Regions from separate parts of the Homo sapiens genome. Here region 1 is linked to region 2. The links are chromatin contacts, found by Hi-C or POLR2A ChIA-PET in ENCODE. All regions are on one chromosome and are shown on one strand. Each heading gives the region's core, a stretch centred on a gene start or an enhancer-like site at or near the end of the contact. The rest is flanking DNA. Distances are from core to core; before and after follow the strand shown. Region 1 holds the start of ZNF215 (zinc finger protein 215). Region 2 holds the start of MRPL17 (mitochondrial ribosomal protein L17).

Region 1 (5,214 bases), core at 1,806-4,305, 240 kb before region 2:
GGGGGCATGACAACAGAATGTAATGTGGTATACTGGATGGATTCTACATCAGTAAAAAAGACATTAGGTAAAAATTAAACTTGAATAAAGCATGGACTTTAGTTAATGTAGTATTATTAATTGTAAGAAATGTTCTATACTAATACAAAATGTTACTAATAGGAAAAATTAGTGGAGGGGTATATGGACACTCTGTTGTACTGTCTTCTCTATTTTCCTGTAACTTTATCCAATTTATTTAGAAACTTTTTTTCTCTGTGAATGCAAGCTCCCCAGAGGATTTCCCACAGCAAGTGGAAAGCCACAGAGGCAGGTGCCTTCTGGCTTGAAAGATCCCATCTAGGTTGTCATGGCCAGGGGAGGAAAAGGGTAATGGTGCCTTTCATGGGCTATTCCTGGGTCTCGCGGGATAGAAAATTGCTTCCAGTTGCCCTGAAACAAGTGCTTCCTGTAATGAATCCCTCTGGAGTACTCCTTGACATCTCCCCAAACTCATAACAAAAGACCATCTTTCTCCTCATTCGCAGCTGCCAAGGCCCACCGTCAATACAACAGACTGAAAACCCGCCACAACTGTTGACATCCACGACCCTCCTGATCTGGCCTCATTAGCTCCACTTTTGAGCCACCAGCCAAGAGAGAGCTCTTAAATATGACTGGTGGAATAGTCCTGAAGTAGTATAATTTAGTCCAACAAAAAAATGAACTATGGGCCCAGATACTTTGAAAGTAACATAAATGGAGAAAGAAAAAATAAAAGCTCACAGGCCATATGTCAAAGACAAAACAGAAAAGGCTTTATACTAAAAAGTAAAAATAACAGAGATGTTAATTGCAACAATAAATGTACCGGGTAAAAATTTAAACTCAAACTACATAAAACTCAAAAGACATCCGAAACGAGAACTCCAAAACTAAATGTAAAAGAATTTTTAAAAAATACCAGGCAAACAAAAAATATTCAAGAGTTTAGTGAATTAAAATTATAATGAATTAAAAGCACAAATACATTAGAGGAAACTAAATGATTATAACTCATAATGAAATATAACTCATTAAATGTACAACATACTTGAAACATTTTTGGCAAAATTCTCAGAAAACAAGAAATGAAGTCAACAGTGATACAATAGAAATGGGATATTAGGTAACTTTCTCAGACTCTGACAGATAAAGTCAAAAAAGTAATAGTATAGTGGATATAAATAATATGCTTAGCCTAATAGATAAATAAAACTAGATAAAATGTAGTTTCTATTCAAGCACCTAAGGGAATGTTTACAAAAGCAATTTATTAGGCTACCAAATAGAAAATCCTTGATAAATGGTAAACAAGAGTAGTGGAAACCATATTTATTACTAGAATGCAAAACCAGAAATTAACACCACATAGAAAAAACAATTTCACCTACTTTAAAATTCAAATGTTTGCTTCTAAAAAAAAAGATAAAAGAGAATCAAAAGGACAACTGCAAAGTATCTAAAAACAGTAAAAACATTGTACGTCAAAATCTAAAGCGCACAGCTGAAGCTCCTGATAGGCAATGGAAAAGCCTTACATATAATTAAACAAGAATGAGATGCATTAAATATCCAACTCAGGAAATAAAAAAAAAGCAACAAATATACTGGGAGGTTTGTAGGTGAAAAACACAAATTAATGAATTACTCACTGTAAACAGTTACAGAGCTAGGACAGGGAGAGACGTTCAGGATGGCATGCTGCATTTAGGTAAGATTTCCGAGGTGGAATAGTTTTGATGATAGAGATCCAAGGTGTGACGTGACTGCAAGTAGCTTAAGTGGCAAATGATGAACACTGGAATATACAAAGCCAGGAAATATAACAGTTAAACTCTAAAGTACTGAATAGATGCCTCTGATATAAAGGTGGGATTCAGGATTAAGACACGGAGCCAGTACCACTGTGACGGAGGGACCTGAAGTTGTAGTGGATGGTTAGACTAATATAACCAGGTGGCACCAGTTCTACGGTTTTATGGCCGCAAGGAACTCGAACAGCTGCTAATTATGGAAAAAAGGTACTGTCTGTGAAGAGGGTTATTTCTAATCAAACAGGTTGTAGGTAGGACAGCTGCTTGAGGTAAGAACCACCTGGCGAGAGTAGCTTAGATAAAGAGGAACAGAAAACAGTTTGCAAATAAGTGACTGAATAGAAGTCATTTATGTTAAATGGAGAAAGAATTATTTTAAAATAAGTACGATACTTGGAGGTTTTAATCTTTTAGGGAGGTGGCCAGGAATGACTGGGAAAACAAGGCAATATGAATTAATTAAAACTCCATTGTCTTTCCCAGTTGATTGATCCAGTCACGCTTGGTTTTTCCATGAGGCATCAATACCAGCCATTCCCAAACCAGCTGATCATAACATACTAACCACTCTGCGCGTCTGGAGACTGCCCCTATTGCAGAGTGGAAGAGGCGACAGGAGTGTGGTTAAATCCTTGCTTTAGCGGAGCTGGATCCTGACCCCAGCCGTCCCGCCGCCCACCCCCTCGCCCTCTGTCGCTGCTCTCAACGCTTGTCTTACTTCCGCAGCCCACGTTTCCATCCCTCCCGTCAGCTCGCGCCCTCCTCCAGGTTTTCCGGCACAGACCTTGGAGGGCAGCGTGGAAACTGGGTAACTGCAAGCAAGCTGAGGTAAGCTGCACGTTCCGCATGGACGCCCTCAAGCGTGATTCCCAATTCCAAGACCCCGCGTCCCCACCGCCCGCTGACGAGAACGATACCCGTGAGCACCGCTCCTCTCCAGTGGCCCGTTCAGTCACTCACAAGCGCCAGTTCTCAGAGGAGCCGCGGAATCGCTGTCTTGGACAGTGAAGGGAGCTGGCGTTGGTAATCACGCTGCAACTAGGAATCCCTGACCTCGCCGAACCCTCAACTCACTGCCGGCTCCGAGTTTCATAAATTGCCGCGGAACAACCTCGACGCACTCTTGCGCACGCGCACCAGCTGTGGAAGGAACCCCCTAGGAGCCCCCGCGACCCGGATCGGTGAGGTAGACCAGGCCTTTGCCAGCCCCGTCCCTTTCTGCAGGCCCCGTCCCTTTCTGCAGGCCCCGCCCACGCCGCACACTTGGAACTCTGGCCCTGTGAATGGACTCACGGTGAGCTTCTAGTGGCTTAAAGAAATGAGCGTCATACTTCCGGCGCTGCCTCATCCCGTCCGGGGAAACTAGTCCAAATCGCCTTTCTGTTCCCCACACCCCATTTGTCTGGAATCAAAAAACAATGACAATTTCGACAAGACATTGTCTCTTACATGGTCTTTATTGGTTTATTGGTTCACAGATTCATTCATTCAGTTTTGTATGGAAGTGAGAGGGCTTGCAGTTCGTTGTTCAGTTTTGGCTTGTTAAGACTGAGGTACTTTGTGGCATCTGAGAAGCATTGTCAATTAGGCATTTGGATGTAGGCATTTGGGAATTTAGAGATGTCTGGGGCTAGACCTGTAAAATTTGGGTCAATCTGGGTAGATGGTGATTGATGCTATCCATTGGAATAGGACTGCAGAGAAAGGGACAGAGAGGAAGAGAGAAAATAGAAGGAAATGGGCTGGAATTGGCCCAGGGAACACCAACACCATTGGTTGAGTCAGGAAGGCGGACCTGCAAAAAAGAGAGAGGAGGATCAGCCTGAGAGGTAGGAGGAAATCTGGTGGGTGTGGAGACACAGAGGGAAGGGATGTGTGTGTCACAAAGGAGAGAATGCTTGGTGGCATTAAGTACATGATAATATGATTAGTGCTTGCCTAGAGGCATGTGGACAGTGCTGTAGGAGCAGAGTGAAAGAACTTAAACCAGAGAGAGCTTTATATCTAGGCCAGGAGTGGACTAAGGTAAAACAAGATGGCAACTTTGAACAGCTAGTGACACAAAAAAACAAGGACACACCATATAGTTTCTTTTATTTCTTTTTAAATAGACCTTATTTTTTAGAGCAGTTTTGGATTTACAGTTTTGGAAAAATTGAGAAGGTAATATACAGAGTTACCTTCTACTCCACAACTAGTTTTCCCTGTTATTACCCTCTTAAATTATTATGGTATATTTGTTACAACTAAGAAAATAAAAATAAAATATAAAAATAAAAAATAAAATAACATTGATACATTAAGTCCACAATACTTTATTCAGATTTCTTATTTTCTTTGCTTTTTTCTTTTCTTTTCTTTCTTTCTCTTTCTTTCTTTCCTTTCTTTCTTCTTTCTTTCTTTCTTTCTTTCTTTTTCTCTCTTGCTTGCTTGCTTCTTTTCTTTCTTTCTTCTTTTTTTGACTGGGTCTCACTCTGTCACCCAGGCTGCCAGGCTGGAGTACAGTGGTGTGACAGCTCACTGCAGCCTGGACCTCCCTGAGCTCAAGTGATTCTCCCATCTCAGCCTCCCAAGTAGCTGGAACTACAGGTGCTTGCCACCATGCCTGGCTAATTTTTTTTTAAATTTATTTTTTGTAGAGATGGATTTTTGCCATGTTGTCCAGGCTGGTAAGGACCAGACTTCTTTAGCTGGTTTATTTGTTTTGTTTTTATCTTTTTTCTTTCCTCTGATGCAGGATCCCAACTGGAATATCACATTACATTTAGTTGTCATGTCTCTTTAGGCTCTTCTGGACTGTGACGATTTCTCATACTTTCCTTGTGTTTCCTAACCTTGGCAGTGTTGAGGAGTACTGGTCAAGTATTTTGTATGATCTCCCTCTATTGGGAGTTTTCTGATATTTTTCCTATGATTAGACTGGAGATGAAGGTCACAGAGATAGAGTGCCATTTTTATTATATCATATCACAGGTACATACTATCAACATGACTTATCATTGTTGGTGTTCAATTTGATCGCCTGACTCAGGTTGTGTTTGTCAGAAGACATTTTTTTTCTTTCCAACAGTGGCAATGGATGCAGCAATATTCAGTTTCCAGAATCAGCAGCTCCGGCAGCAGTGTCCTGTGCTGATGGTGTTGGCAGGTAAATCATGCTTCTAGTGCTGAATGGAAGTCTTGTCCTCATAGAGCCAATTCTGTGGTACAATTTTGGTCTGTGGTTCTGGCTACATGACTCGAATACTATTTCAATATTTTTACGTTTAGCTTAAATCATGCTTAGTTTCTGTTGCTTGAAACTAAAAGCCCTGACTGATACGTCATCATTATGATGATTTCTAGGTGTATGTATTAAGTATGTTTTCATTAGAATTTT
Region 2 (5,715 bases), core at 3,216-5,715:
GGGAAACAAACTAACATTTTCCATCCCTGTAAAAGCAAAATATACATAACAAAACAGACACTAGTCATCTCATTCACCACCCAGTATTGACCTGGCAAGGCTCAAACTTTCTCCCATTGGTCCCCATTGTCTTTGATCCACTCCAGGTGGGGAGGAATGACCTCCAACCAGTAATTTGATGGGTGGTCTCTGGGCAAGACGAAGAGCAGATAGTCGTCCTGAGCCAGGCCTGTTGAGCTTTCTTTGGGACTCACCGAATGTGACCAGACAAATAAGGAGGGTTCTCTGAGTTAGGCCTGCTGGACTTTCATCAGCAAGTCCTTCTGAGGTCCCCTCCACATATATAAACACATACAAAGACAAGACAGACAGAAGGGCTTCCAAATCAGATCCCTAACCAAGAACTCCAAGAGTATCCCTTCCAAACTATCCTCCTGTTCTCTGTCTGAGAAATCTCCCCAAAATCTTCCTGATTGAGAAGTCTCCCAAACCAAGACTCTTCCTACTAATTAGAGAGAGCCAACCGAGAATCTCAAATGAACCAAACTGAGAAAGATGCCCCTCAGTGGGGCTACAGACCGACACCCCACCATGGGGCAACAGAAAAACCAAGACCCCCTCCCCAAAGGAATCAAACCAATCGGGAAAAGGAAGGAGGCGTTGGCCGTGCCTAGGATATTCACCAATCCAGACACACTGTAATGAGGCTACAGCTACAGACACTCCATGACTGGGCTACAGACAGACACCTTGTGATAGGGCTACAGTTATAGGACATCTCCTCAAGACTATTTCTCTATTGCAATTAAATCCATGCACACTGGGTCACCAGTGCCCCTTCAGCAGAGACAATACCAGAGTCAGCCCCCAGTCCAAAATAACTAGGCAGCTGCTTGAGCTGGCATCTGAATCCATCACCAGAGGGGGACTACCAAACCATGGGCAGGTAGCCACATGGGCAATCCTGGACAAGCCCCCAGATTTGTAACCACCCAATGAGTTCACCTTGCCCACTGCCTAGACAGAGCCGATTTAACAAGACAGGGAAATTGCGATAGAGAAAGAGTAACTCACACAGAGCCAGCTGTGCAGGAGACCAGAGTTTTATTTATATTTATAGATATAAATTCATAAGAGTTTAATTAGCTCTCAGGCTCACTTCAGGTACATTTCATGACTCCAACTCCTGTTGTACAAAATATCCCTGCTTTTAAACAGTAGATTTAAAACAAACAACCTTGGTTTTCTGGGACTTTTCTTTTATGAGTATTTTTTTATTAATGTAAAGTTTCAAAGAAGGCTAATCAAACACAAAAATATCTGCAAAGAGCCACAATAAGCCTTGAACAACATACAGTCAGTAAAACATCAAGGTTTAAATTGTTGCTTTAACTTCCTTTTGGCTGGAAGCTCCATATTCTGGTAATTCACCAAAATGGCCAACACAAGGAAAACAGGAGAGGCACCCAGTGTATGTTTTCTAGGCCTTTTAGAAAACATGGAGTTGGCCACATGCATGGGAGTCTATAAAAAAGGTGATACTGTAGACATCAAGGGAATGGGTATGGTTCAAAAAGGAATGCCTCACAAGTGTTACCATGGCAAAAACTGGAAGAGTCTATAATGTTACTCAGCATGCTGTTAGCATTGCTGTAGGGAAAAAAAAAAAAAAAAGTTAAGGGCTAGATTCTTGCCAAAAGAATTAATGTGCATATGGAGCACATTAAACACTCTAAGGGAAAAGGTAGTCTCCTGAAATGCATGAAAGAAAATGATCAGAAAAAGAAGAGAGCCAAAGAGAAAGGTACCTGGATTCAGCTGACAGGCCAGCCTGCTGCACCAAGAGAAGCACACTTGGTGAGAACCAATGGAGAGGAGCCAGAGCTACTGGAACCTATTCCCTATGAATTCATGACATAATAGGTGCAAATAATACCACTAATAAAAGACCCTTGGACTGTAAAAAAAAATTGTTCCGTTAATATCAGCCCACAGAAATTGCAGAGAAAGCCAGTAGTAATGCTGCAAAAACAAAATGTAAGGAAATTGACATATAAAAAAGAATCAAATTTTGAAGACTACCAGAAGAGACAAGAGATGACGGTCTTGTATTGCCAGAAAAAGTCAAAAGGACAGTGTTTGATGCTACAATTGTTTTTACCAAGTGTAAGCATTTTCTAAGACAATGGATCAATGTTTCATTTCACCTAATTTTTGCTGAAGAAGAACCTCTTCACAAGTTTTTACCAATAGAAATTTATGATAAATTTTCTGGTGGGCCGGGCACAGTGGCTCACACCTGTAATCCCAGCACTTTGGGAGGCTGAGGCGGGCAGATCACCTGAGGTCAGGAGTTCGAGACCAGCCCGGCCAACATGGTGAAACCCCGTCTCTACTAAAAATACAAAAAAAATTAGCCAGGCATGGTGGTGGGCGCCTGTAATCCCAGTTACTTGTGAGGCTGAGGCATGAGAATCGCTTGAACCCAGGAGGTGGAGGTTGCAGTGAGCCGAGACCGCACCATTGCACTCCAGCCTGGGCAACAAGAAAGAAACTCCGTCTCAAAAAAATATATATATATCCTGGTGAAAACATCTTAGTGAAATTTTTCAACTGCAAAGACAATTGAAAACTACAAGAATTGCTCCCAAAGAAACAAAACATGAATGGTAATTGTAATTTCTGTAATTTATTGTAAATTTCTTTAATTGTGAAGTGTGATTTGTATAAATCTGTCAATGTATTTATATGTTCATGACTTTTCCTATTTGCATATTTGTTCCTTCATATTAAAGAAACTTTTCAAAATTAAAATTAGCAAAGAAGTGTTCTTTGGTCACCTATAAGCTGACAAAGTGACAAATCTATACGTCTACTGAATATGTACATGTAAAGAGGAGTGAATTCATTTCCTAAGACTGCTGTAACAAACTATCACAAACTGTGGAACTTAAAACAACAGAAATTTATTGTTTTGTGGCTCTGGAGGCTAGAAGTAAGAAAGCGATGTGTTAGCAGCAGGGTCATGCTCTCTGACAGATCTGAAAAAGAATGCGTTTTATACCTTTCCCTTGGCTTCAGGTGTGCTCCAGCAATCCTTGGTGTTCATTCATTGATTTGCAACTGCTTGACTCCATAATCTCTGCTTTCAAGGTCACATGGCTTTCTGCCTGTATGTCTCTGTCTTTACCTGGTCAGCATCACCCTGTGTCCATCTCTCTCTCTTCATGCGCATTTTTTTTTTTTTTTTTTTTGAGATAGAGCCTCACTCTGTCGCCCAGTCTAGAGTGCAGTGCCCGATCTCAGCTCACTGCAACCTCCACCTCCCGGGTTCAAGCTATTCTCCTGCCTCAGCCTCCCGAGTAGCTAGAATTACAGGCATGAGCCACCACGCCCGGCTAATTTTTGTGTTTTTAGTAGAGACGGGGTTTCGCCATGTTGGCCAGGCTGGTCTCGAATTCCTGACCTCAGGTGATCCGCCCGCCTCGGCCTCCCAAAGTGCTGGAATTACAGGAGTGAGCCACCGTGCCCGGCCTGCATATATGTATGTACGTATATATGTGTCTATCTATCTAGCTAGCTAGACACTAGGCATTTTGGATTAGGCGCCCACCTATGCCTGCATGACTTCATCTTAACAAATGACATCTGCAATGACCCTATTTCCACATAAGGTCACATTCTGAGTTACTGCAGGTTAGGACTTAACATAGCTTTTTGGGGACGGGAAGAATCATGGGGAAGACACAATTCAACCCATAACAAGGAATAATTTTGACAGTCATTGCCAATTTGCAGATGTTAAGGCTCAAAAACAAACTATAATATTATTGTTCATTAACACATAAATGTGTAGGTATGTTTTTTCCCCTTAAAAAGACACACTGGTGTAATTAAAAACAATCTACTACTTTTCCCTTTAGTGCTGTAATTTTTTTAACTGGAGTGATTACTTCAATAAAAGAAAAATTTCACTATCTGCGTTTCTTTTCCGGGCATCGTTATTATCCATCTCACCATTACTACTGAAAATCACTGTGTTAAAAACAATGCGTACAGGTGTCAACCAGGCCAGCTGGCCACTGCTGGACCCGGTAGGGCCGTCAGCCCGCAGGACCCCGAACCCTCCGGGTGCCTTTCTCTTCAGACGCTCTCTTTCCCAGGAGTCTCCGCGGCGGAGCGCCCCATCGCCCTAAATGCCACTGGCTGACGCAGCCCCAAAAAAAACCCGATGGCCCGCTTATCCCACACTAGGGGGCGCCTGGTTCTTCGGCCGCCACAGAGCGCTCTGGATGCCTGAAGCCCGCCCAGCTCGCCGCCTCTGGAAAAGCTCAACACCGTTTCTCCGCCCTTCCCGAGATTGCCAACGAGGCAGGCTCTGATGCGCATGCGCAAACACGTTCACCACGCTCCGAGCTAAGGCGCATGCGTTCCCTGAAATTGCCGCCACCGGCTCTACCTTCCAGTTTCCAGTTCCGGCCTCCAAGGGGCGGGCAGAAGTTGGAAACATGCGGCTGTCGGTCGCTGCAGCGATCTCCCATGGCCGCGTATTTCGCCGTATGGGCCTCGGTCCCGAGTCCCGCATCCATCTGTTGCGGAACTTGCTCACAGGGCTGGTGCGGCACGAACGCATCGAGGCACCATGGGCGCGTGTGGACGAAATGAGGGGCTACGCGGAGAAGGTGAGGAGCGCGGCCCTCTTGTCCACTCTGCGGGTCTGGTCTGAGGGGGCGGAGCCGGCTGCAAGTGGAAAGGGACCGGGACCAACCTGGTAAACCATTCCCCAAGTCTGAGTCCCCCAGAACCTTGGGCTGAACCCGCCCCTCCATCGCCTCTAATGGAAGACTGGTTAGGGCTGCGGAGTTAGGGGTGGCGTAGATTGGAGATGCTTGGCTAGTGGAAAGAATGGATTGCCTTCCGGCATTAGAGAAATTAGATTGGCACCTTGTTTTCTTGCTCGGTTGGATCCGTGATGTTATGTCCTCACAGCTCATCGACTATGGGAAGCTGGGAGACACTAACGAACGAGCCATGCGCATGGCTGACTTCTGGCTCACAGTGAGTGCGACCTATCTGCCTTCAAAATCCCACCCTTTGCTCCCTGGGGGTGGGGGTTGGAAAAAGGAGAACTATGCAGAATTAAACTTGGGTACTCACTTATGGGCCAGTGCTGCTAACTAAATTAGAAACTGTGTCTTAAGTTAGTTGAAGTCGATGTGAATATACCTCTGCACAACTGCCTATAAACGACCCCTTTGTGTAACACTGACTATGCCAGATTGGCGAGGGGAGGGGGAGGTCTTTCTATGTGTGGATGGACCTTACCTTTGGGAATGGTGTAAAGTTAAATGCCTCTGCAGTTTTGCCTGACTCTGCTGTCTCTTGGATAATTCTCCCTCTAGGAGAAGGATTTGATCCCAAAGCTGTTTCAAGTACTGGCCCCTCGGTACAAAGATCAAACTGGGGGCTACACAAGAATGCTGCAGATCCCAAATCGGAGTTTGGATCGGGCCAAGATGGCAGTGATCGAGTATAAAGGGAATTGCCTCCCACCCCTGCCTCTGCCTCGCAGAGACAGCCACCTTACACTCCTAAACCAGCTGCTGCAGGGTTTGCGGCAGGACCTCAGGCAAAGCCAGGAAGCAAGCAACCACAGCTCCCACACAGCTCAAACACCAGGGATTTAACTGGATCTGAAGAGTCTGCAGCCCTTAA

The links. A loop is a pair of places that touch in the nucleus more often than their neighbours do. ChIA-PET counts read pairs that join two places held with the same protein, here RNA polymerase II (POLR2A). Pooled maps may share reads with other maps.
Region 1: a loop to region 2 is called in a map of OCI-LY7, with 5 times the contacts of the local background. The contact joins the promoter of ZNF215 here to the promoter of MRPL17 in region 2. A Hi-C loop is called at or near these places in 1 of 168 maps with a recorded cell type or tissue (OCI-LY7), 4 of 37 single-sample maps with no recorded cell type and 3 of 50 pooled maps. POLR2A ChIA-PET finds 5 or more read pairs at or near these places in 1 of 52 experiments (activated T-cell).

The regions. Positions count from the first base shown.
Region 1 is chr11:6,924,267-6,929,480 of GRCh38, reverse strand. ZNF215 (zinc finger protein 215) reads right to left here and starts at 3,055. Exons shown (of 7, transcript NM_013250.4): 1 at 2,796-3,055; 2 at 1,674-1,819. It overlaps LOC107984019 (a long non-coding RNA gene), which reads left to right. Exons shown (of 4, transcript XR_001748112.3): 2 at 2,319-3,664; 3 at 4,906-4,983.
Region 2 is chr11:6,682,090-6,687,804 of GRCh38, reverse strand. MRPL17 (mitochondrial ribosomal protein L17) reads left to right here and starts at 4,465. Exons shown (of 3, transcript NM_022061.4): 1 at 4,465-4,682; 2 at 4,990-5,058; 3 at 5,403-5,715. The coding sequence starts at 4,509. The coding sequence ends at 5,687. It also overlaps the pseudogene RPL21P94. RefSeq lists enhancers at 4,305-4,744, 4,161-4,923.